3 separate regions of the Homo sapiens genome follow, and regions 2 and 3 are each linked to region 1. The links are chromatin contacts, found by Hi-C in ENCODE. All regions are on one chromosome and are shown on one strand. The core of a region is the stretch at or near the end of the contact, and the rest is flanking DNA. Distances in the headings are between cores, read along the strand shown.

Region 1 (2,652 bases), core at 81-2,580:
GGAATAAAAGTTCCTTTTCTTTGGTCTCTCAGGAAAAAGAAAAATCTTCAGAGCGATACCACATGTTTGTTCTGTGCCTTTTAGCTTACAGTGTCTTTCACGTAAATTACTTTTGGTCTCCTAACAACCTTGTGGTGATGTGTGTGTGCAAGAGGGGATATGGCACAAAGAAGGCTCATGGAGGAGAGGAATTACTTCCTCTGGATTCATGGGGTCCCTGAGGCTCAGAGAGGTCAAGCAACATGATGAAGTTCACACAGGCCGTCAAAGATAATGCAGGAACTCAGATGGTGGTTTCCTGCCTCCAGACTTCATGCACTTCTAACTTTCTTGAGCGCCCAGGGACACCACATCTTTAGGTCAACAGAAATGGAGGGAGCCTCTTTGTTTGGTTACTATACCTTCTGAAGTCCAGTCTCAGCTACATTCTTTTAAGGAATCCATCAATTTTAGTTGAAAATGCAACAGAGGTGCTGTTTCTCAACTGGGGGCAATTTTGCCCCTGGTGGACATTTAACAATGTCTGGAGACATTTTGTGTTGTCACAACTGGACAGAAGGGAGTGGGTGTCCCTAGTATTTAGTGACTAAAGGTTAGAGATTTTACAAAACATCCTACAATGCACAAGGCAGCCACCACCCCCACCCCCAATAACAAAGAATTATTCAGGCCAAAATGTCTAGAGTGCCAAGGTGGGGAAACTGTGTTGGAGGAAAAACAAAAAACAAAACAAAACAAAAACCCTACCTCCAATTCCCAGATCACCATGCACTTAGAAAGCTTTTCATAATGTCTCATTTCTAAAACCGACTATAGATGTTTTGCAAGCATATTTTTCTCCTATCATAAGGAGGATCTGCTAAATATGTCATAGCTGGAAGGGGAAACTGAGGCCCAGAGAAAAGAGGTGACTGTTCAAGGTCACCCAGCTAATAAATGATGGAGAAAGAACAGGCCCATTCTCCTGCCCTAAGGAGAATGCATTTTCTACTTCATCATGCTAAGCTTTGAGCCATTTTCTGACTCACTGATTCAATAAATGTTGTGATCTGAATATGCTCACTGACACAGACTTGCTTACAGCTTATTCTCACACAAAAATGAGGAGATGTGAAAAAAAAAAATACGAAGACATGTGAAAAAACCCAATGCAATGTGAGAAGAACCTCGTTGATTCTGCCTCAGTTCCCTTGATGTCTTTAGACCCACACCCACGACACAGCTAGCTGCTGGACAGAGGGGCTTTTAGTCTCTTTTTGAAGAGATAAAAGGTAAAAGCTCTCTACTGGAAATGAAACTGACGTCATTGAAGCCCTCAAGTTTCCTTGCAGAAGGCACATTACTGAAAATATCTAAGTTTCTTGGAACTTCAATCTTTTTCTTTTTTTTCTTATTTGATTTTCATAGCTTGTTCTGTTGGTTTAATGTTTGTTTTTCACTCAGCCAGTCAGTGAAACTGGGTTGGTCAGTGAACTTTCTAGGGACTGGAGGTTTCACTTTCAGGGTCTAAAAGTTTTGGTTTGGGCTTTTAAAGCCTTCATTAAGACAATTAGGGTTTAGCATTCCAGGCCAAGAGTGAATTTAAAAGATATGCATGCAAGAATTGCTTAGATAGTATTTATTGAATAGGTTAATTTTGACAAAATATTTATCCAACATGTGCTCTGTATTAGGCTCTGCCATAGGCAACAGAGAAACAGCCCTGAGCAAGACCCAGATGCTTTCTTCCCTCTATTGCTGACAGTCTGACTGGGGAAATTAATCAGTAAATAGTTCTCATCTACCCCTTAAAAAAAAATCCCTTACACTCTATGGAAGACTGAGCTCAAATTTTATTCTCTTACTAGAATATCCTTACCTTTTTTTCTTGGTCAAATTCCTATTCAGTTTTTGGGGATAAAAGCAAACGCCAACTCTCAAAAAAAAAACCTTTAGAAATCTCCCTAGGTAATCAGAAAATGCTTGTTCAGTACATCTTCAACCTCTTCTCCAAATGGTTACAAAACCATTCAGCATGCATTGTGGCCCCTTGTGGGAAAGTGGTGTAGGCTGTTCATTAAGAGGCACCCTTGTTTAAAACTAGATTGTATCACCTGCTGGTGCCTTGAGTAGTTTACTTAGACTCTCTGAGCCCAGTTTCATCATCCGTTGTGAGGATGAAGTATCGCACAGCCTGTGCAGTACCTGGCATATGGCAATTGCTCAGTACAGAGTTAGCCTAAGTGTCAGGCACTAAGCTCTCTGTGCTGCAGAGGATCCAAAAATTCAAGTGACATGGGCACTTCTCCCACAGAGCTCATAATATAGCAAGTAGAAACGTTCACAAAACCTCTGCAAAAGATAGACCACGACATGTTGAGAGGTGACAGCGCGCTGGCAGCCCTCACAGCCCTCGCTCACTCTCGGCGCCTCCTCTGCCTGGGCTCCCACTTTGGCGGCACTTGAGGAGCCCTTTAGCCCGCCACTGCACTGTGGGAGACCCTTTCTGGGCTGGCCAAGGCCAGAGCTGGCTCCCTCAACTTGCAGGGAGGTGTGGAGGGAGAATGTTAGAACATTTATTATAAAAAGTATTGAGGAGCAGATGAACATTAGTTCTGCATGGTGGAGCTGATTATCGGCAAAGGTTCTTAGAAAGGATAGAATTTAAGCTAG
Region 2 (2,652 bases), core at 94-2,593, 650 kb before region 1:
TTATCTTTATATTTTGAGTTGATAGCTTACAAATTCAACCCACTGATAATGTTGAATAGTTTGAAAACAACCTCCAATCTACTCTTCTATGTGGTTGAGGCTTGGGAATCCACTCTGGCCCCCCAGTACAACAGTAGATAATTTGACACAATCAAATGAGAGTAAATGGTAGTAAACAAAATAGAAATAGCACTGATGGTAAATGAGGAGGCATATGTTCTTGTCCCTACTCTATGGCCATACTGCTATAGAATCCCGGAGAGTCACCTTTTTTTTTTCTTCTAAGATGGAGTCTTGCTGTGTCGCCCAGGCTGGAGTGCAATGGCGCGATCTCGGCTCACTGCAACCTCCACTTCCCGGGTTTTAAGTGATTCTCCTGCATCAGCCTCTGGAGTAGCTGGGATTACATGCCACCATGACAGGTTAATTTTTTTTTTTTTTTTTTTTTTTTGAGGCAGTCTCACTCTGTCGCCCAGGCTGGACTGCTATGGTGTAATCTCTGCTCACTGCAACCTCTGCCTCCTGGATTCAAGTAATTCTCCTGCCTCAGCTTCTTGAGTAGTTGGGATTACAGGCACCTGCCACCATGCCTGACTAATTTTTGTATTTTTAGTAGAGACGGGGTTTCACCATGTTGGGCAGGCTGGTCTCGATCTCCTGACCTCATGATCCTCCCACCTCGGCCTCCCAAAGTGCTGGGATTACAGGCGTGAGCCACCACGCCCAGCCAAGAGTCACTTTTGCTTTGGACCTTATATATGCCCTGTAAAATCAAGTGATTCTCAACCCTGGTTTCACAAAATCATGTGGGAAATTTCTATAAACTACTGATGTGCAGACCCACTGCAAAACAATGAAATCAGAGTCTCTCAAGTTGAAGCCCTGGCATTTGTGTTTTATAAAACTCCCTCCAGGTAAAGCCAGAATTGATTGCATAGATGATCTCTGAGGTTTTTCTCAAGGCTTTCTAAGGTTCTGTATCCAAAGGAATCAGAGTTAGACCACACAGGCCACAAATCACATGTCAGACTTTTTGAAGCCCATACACTTCAAAAAACCTCCTTAATTAAGCCAACTGCTAAAGGAGAGACACCATCTCGTCTCTCACTCGTCCTGTGGTCACCAGCACCTGCTCTTGAGAAAGCAACTACAAAAATGAGAAAAACAGAAGTTCTATAATAGAATCCACATTTCTAGAAAGCTTACAAATGAGGCTTAGAGCTAAAAAGGACATGGAGAAAAGGCAAAAGAAAGCCATGAAAACAATCACGGTCCAATCATTCCCTGGGCAACTCACTCCATTGCCATGTTGAAAACATAGATGTTAGAAACCAAAGGGTTTTTTGAAGAAAGCAGGAGCTGAGTGGGAACTTGGAGAACAACAATGAAAGCAATGCCACAAAGAGAAGCTGACAAGCTCTGGAAGCAGCAAAACATTTTCATCAGTCCGTGAAAAATTAAGGAAATTTGGGGAAATGAGTTTAGAAAAGGAGATTGTTTACAAACAAATAAAAACAAAGAAAAATAAAAACCCACAGAAGCCTTTTGATGGCAATGTAAAACCAGTTACTTCAGAAACTAAAGACAGAGAAGTTAAATGACATACACAGTAACCAACAGGTTACAATGACACTTTTAAAAAGAAAAGGCTGAGATAATCTATGGTCAATTTCATGATGTTTTGACCTTGAGGGCCTGACTGGCACGGCGTCTGGAGAGTGGCAGAAAGAGACACATTTCAGAAAAACTGAAAGTCAAACACCACCTGCTACTTTCACTAGTTCTTCTAGGCCGTGTGAGATTGGAGTGGCAAAATGAAGCTGGGCTCTCATGCTCACTTAAAATGATGGACAACACCAGTGTGTTTATTAAAGAGAGCTGTTTCTAGTCATTTAAGTGGTGTCCCACAAGCCGTAATCAACCAAGCATTGTGGACAAGACTCTCCTGAAATTATTATGCATAGAACACATGTGGCAAGACCGCTGCCTTCAAGCAGACTATGAGAAGGCTCTTACTGAAAAAGAAAAACAGTGGGTGCAAAACTGGCAGAAAACTTCCCCTCCCTGTTAAATGGCATACGGAAGAAACAAATAAAATAATTTATTCTAAGAAGAGAGACCTTAAAAATGATAAAACTGATAGGAAACCATTACATCTATCCTGTATCACAAAAAATGGCCAGGAATTCTTTATCTCATTACCTTGCTGCATATGTTGGAGATGTGTGTGTCTCTGTGTGCCTGTGACTTTCACAGCTTGAGCTATTATATATTTATTTGTTTATAATCTATCAGGAGAGCAAATACTTTGGTCATTGCTTATTCCTGGTCCTAAAACAGTGCCTGGCACATCATGAGTTCCAAACATTGCCTGAATAAATGAATGAATGAATCAATGTCTTTTTTACTTTTTTTTTTTAAATTATACTTTAAGTTCTGGGATACATGTGCAGAACGTGCAGGTTTGTTACATAGGTATACATATGCCACGGTGGTTTGCTGCATCCGTCAACCTGTCATCTACATTAGGTATTTCTCCTAATGCTATCCCTCCCTAGTCTCCCACTGCCCAACAGGCCCCGGTGTGTGATGTTACCCTCCCTGTGTCCATGTGTTCTCATTCTTCAACTCCCAATTATGAGTGAGAACATA
Region 3 (2,652 bases), core at 44-2,543, 600 kb before region 1:
AAGCATTACTTTCTACTAGTCCTTGAAGGCAAATCTTGCACTATATTCTACAGTTCAAGTTATACATCCTTATAGTACAATCCCACAGCATCTACATACTGTTGTCACATATTCGTCACATGGTGCTCTGCCCATCTGCTTTCCTGTTCCCCAAACTAAACTCGCAAATCCTTGAGAGTGGAAATATTTATCATTTTATAATTCCAGGGGCTACCACATGATAGGTACTCAATAAAAATGTCTGTTAATTTAATGAATGAATGAATTTATTTGCCTGGCACTGGAGCTATAGATGAATCAGATTCTTATTCTTTACTCAAAGAGCTCAAAGACTATTTGAGGAAGAAATATTTATAAATGTGAAAAGAGAAAGAGAGCAACACAGAAAGCACATGAAAAATCTTGGGGGATGTCAGAAAAGCTAGCATAAGCTTGGCAGAGGTAGCCCTTAACCAGGACTTTGAATGCTGAGTAAATAAAAGAAAACTGGAGTAACCAGGGCAAAGATTAGAAATAATACTGTGAGCTTGGGTATGAAGCAAGGCATTTCTGTAGGACAGGGATCAGACCAGCGGCACCAAAATGAGGGATTCAGGGAGAACAGTTAGGGGAAAGTTTTAAAAGATAACATGAGTTCTGCCTTTTAAAGGTTTTATATAAAGATAAGAAGCTAGAGCTTTTATCCTTGAATAGGAAGATAACAAGAGTGAAAACTCCAGGTATTAAAAATTGAATCATGTAGGATGGATCCAAGGAAAGTGATAAATCCAATAGTATAGACATAGAGTCCCTGTGGCCCCAGTTCTAGTCTCAGCTATACAAGTGTGACCTTTAACAAGAGATGACACTCATTTGCAAAATGAATACCTGTAAAGTCCCAATCAGCTCTAATATTTTAGAGTGCTTTCTTTCTCTAAAATCTTCATTACAGCCCTTCATTTTGATAAATGGGTTTGATGAAACTTCACAAGTTTAATGAACAGATGAACTAGCACATATCATTGGGGCTCTTGGCTTCTAAGAGAGACCCATGTAAACACAAAAATAAGCAGTGGTGAGAACTGGTGTTGCTGGACCAAGATTTACACTGCTCTTACTTCCCCTCATTCTAGCTAGGTTTCACTCGAAGTTCATAATCATCATGAAAGCAAGAAGTGAAAGGGAAGATTTCCAGAGAGGCTCTGAGAATACACAACCACCATCAGCAGACAGGAAAGCAAGAGCAGTGGCCCTCCTCTAAGCAAGATGCCTACTGCTGAAGGGAGCTGGGGAGCTGCTGCTTCCTCAGCATTGCTCTTTCAGAAATTGTCACATGCAAGCAATTAAGAAGAACCTAAGAGGTTTCACTTATCAACTCCTCTGCTGCTCTTCTGTCTGTTCCCCCAGCGGTCCTAAGAAGACTAGAGACTGACAATAAACAAGTGTTTATTGAAGGTTTATTATATGTCTAGCAAATTTTCAATGGCCACACAGTCATCCTGACTGCCATATGAGGTAGCACTATCATTACCCACATCTAGCAAATCAAGAAAGTAAGACTGTAAGAGGTTGAATAACTTGCTCAAGGATATACAGCTAACAAATAGCAAAGCTGAAGCTGGGACACAGATCTTTAACTCCAAATCTCCGGTCTTCACTCTGTACTACCTCCCTATTTGGAGAAGAAAGGAAAACACCACAATTCAAAGGAAATCAGCACTTAACAGTAGTTTTTGCTCTTATTATTTCCATTCCAGCTCTTGAATTCTACTTGCCATAATGTTTTCTCTATTCTGTACCCTCAAATCTAATCATAATAAGCCACAGGACCACAAAGTGATGAAGCCAATAGTCAACAGAAAAAAAAAATCAAGGCACAACAGAAAGCAAATAACTACAAAAGGCTATGTGATGACCAGGACCCGCCCCACGTAGGTGGGAAAACTTAGTGCCATAGGCAAACTGACAATTAATACTAACAAAGCTACTAAGCCTCTCTCAGGATACCATGTGAATGTCAAGTCACTGTCACCCACAAAAACAGAAAGAAGTAGTGTTTGGTCATATTTTCCTTTTTTTCGTCCAAATCAATATGCTACTCTTCTAAAAAGATTTATATAGATCACCAAAACTGAAAAACAAACAACCGTTACATCATATTATCCAACATCCAGTGCAATAAACTTAGAGTAGTGTTTATCAAAACAGTCTGCACACTAACCTCATATGGGGATCTTTATGTATATACTCTGATTCAAGGGTTGAGAATAATTGACTTAGAGCATTTCTATTAATCTTTAAATGACATTGTATTAGTCCCTATATCTTCCTGGCAACTAACTCAAGGCCTAGCTCTTGGTCAGTGTGCACTGAATAAATGAATGATATTAGAAAAGGGACGTAGATTAACACCACAGAACTGAGGGACTATTTGACTTAAACATCAGAAGTAGCTGATGGCAGACTAACGTTTAGCATTCATGTCCCTTAGCAACATTTTCTTCATTTAAACAAGCTGTTACAATTTAAATAACACTCTCCTATAACTTTGAAGGTTTTTTTTTTTTAAACATTCTCTTTATACAAAAGTCAGTACCTTCCTGGAATTTCAAAACTGCTTTCCTAATCATCCACTAAAGTGGTATAATGTGGTTTCCCCTCTGGGCTATACGG

Evidence for each region. Hi-C counts contacts between places; a loop is a spot of excess contacts on that map. Pooled maps may share reads with other maps.
Region 2: a loop to region 1 is called in a map with no recorded cell type, with 7 times the contacts of the local background. The contact joins two enhancer-like sites. A Hi-C loop is called at or near these places in 3 of 37 single-sample maps with no recorded cell type and 7 of 50 pooled maps.
Region 3: a map of naive thymus-derived CD4-positive, alpha-beta T cell shows a loop between it and region 1 (2.0-fold over the local background). The contact joins two enhancer-like sites. A Hi-C loop is called at or near these places in 1 of 168 maps with a recorded cell type or tissue (naive thymus-derived CD4-positive, alpha-beta T cell), 3 of 37 single-sample maps with no recorded cell type and 9 of 50 pooled maps.

The regions. Positions count from the first base shown.
Region 1 is chr3:187,798,834-187,801,485 of GRCh38, reverse strand. No RefSeq gene overlaps it. Among named protein-coding and RNA genes, the nearest start is that of BCL6, 55 kb to the right of the region's middle. Within about 2 kb of position 1,330, at least 3 of the 41 ENCODE cell types and tissues checked have a DNase peak (open chromatin) inside an H3K27ac peak, as active enhancers do.
Region 2 is chr3:188,445,407-188,448,058 of GRCh38, reverse strand. The region is part of intron 4 of LPP (LIM domain containing preferred translocation partner in lipoma); the gene reads right to left. Among named protein-coding and RNA genes, the nearest start is that of LPP-AS1, 120 kb to the left of the region's middle. Within about 2 kb of position 1,343, at least 2 of the 41 ENCODE cell types and tissues checked have a DNase peak (open chromatin) inside an H3K27ac peak, as active enhancers do.
Region 3 is chr3:188,399,257-188,401,908 of GRCh38, reverse strand. All of the region lies in intron 3 of LPP (LIM domain containing preferred translocation partner in lipoma), which reads right to left. Among named protein-coding and RNA genes, the nearest start is that of LPP-AS1, 170 kb to the left of the region's middle. Within about 2 kb of position 1,293, at least 7 of the 41 ENCODE cell types and tissues checked have a DNase peak (open chromatin) inside an H3K27ac peak, as active enhancers do.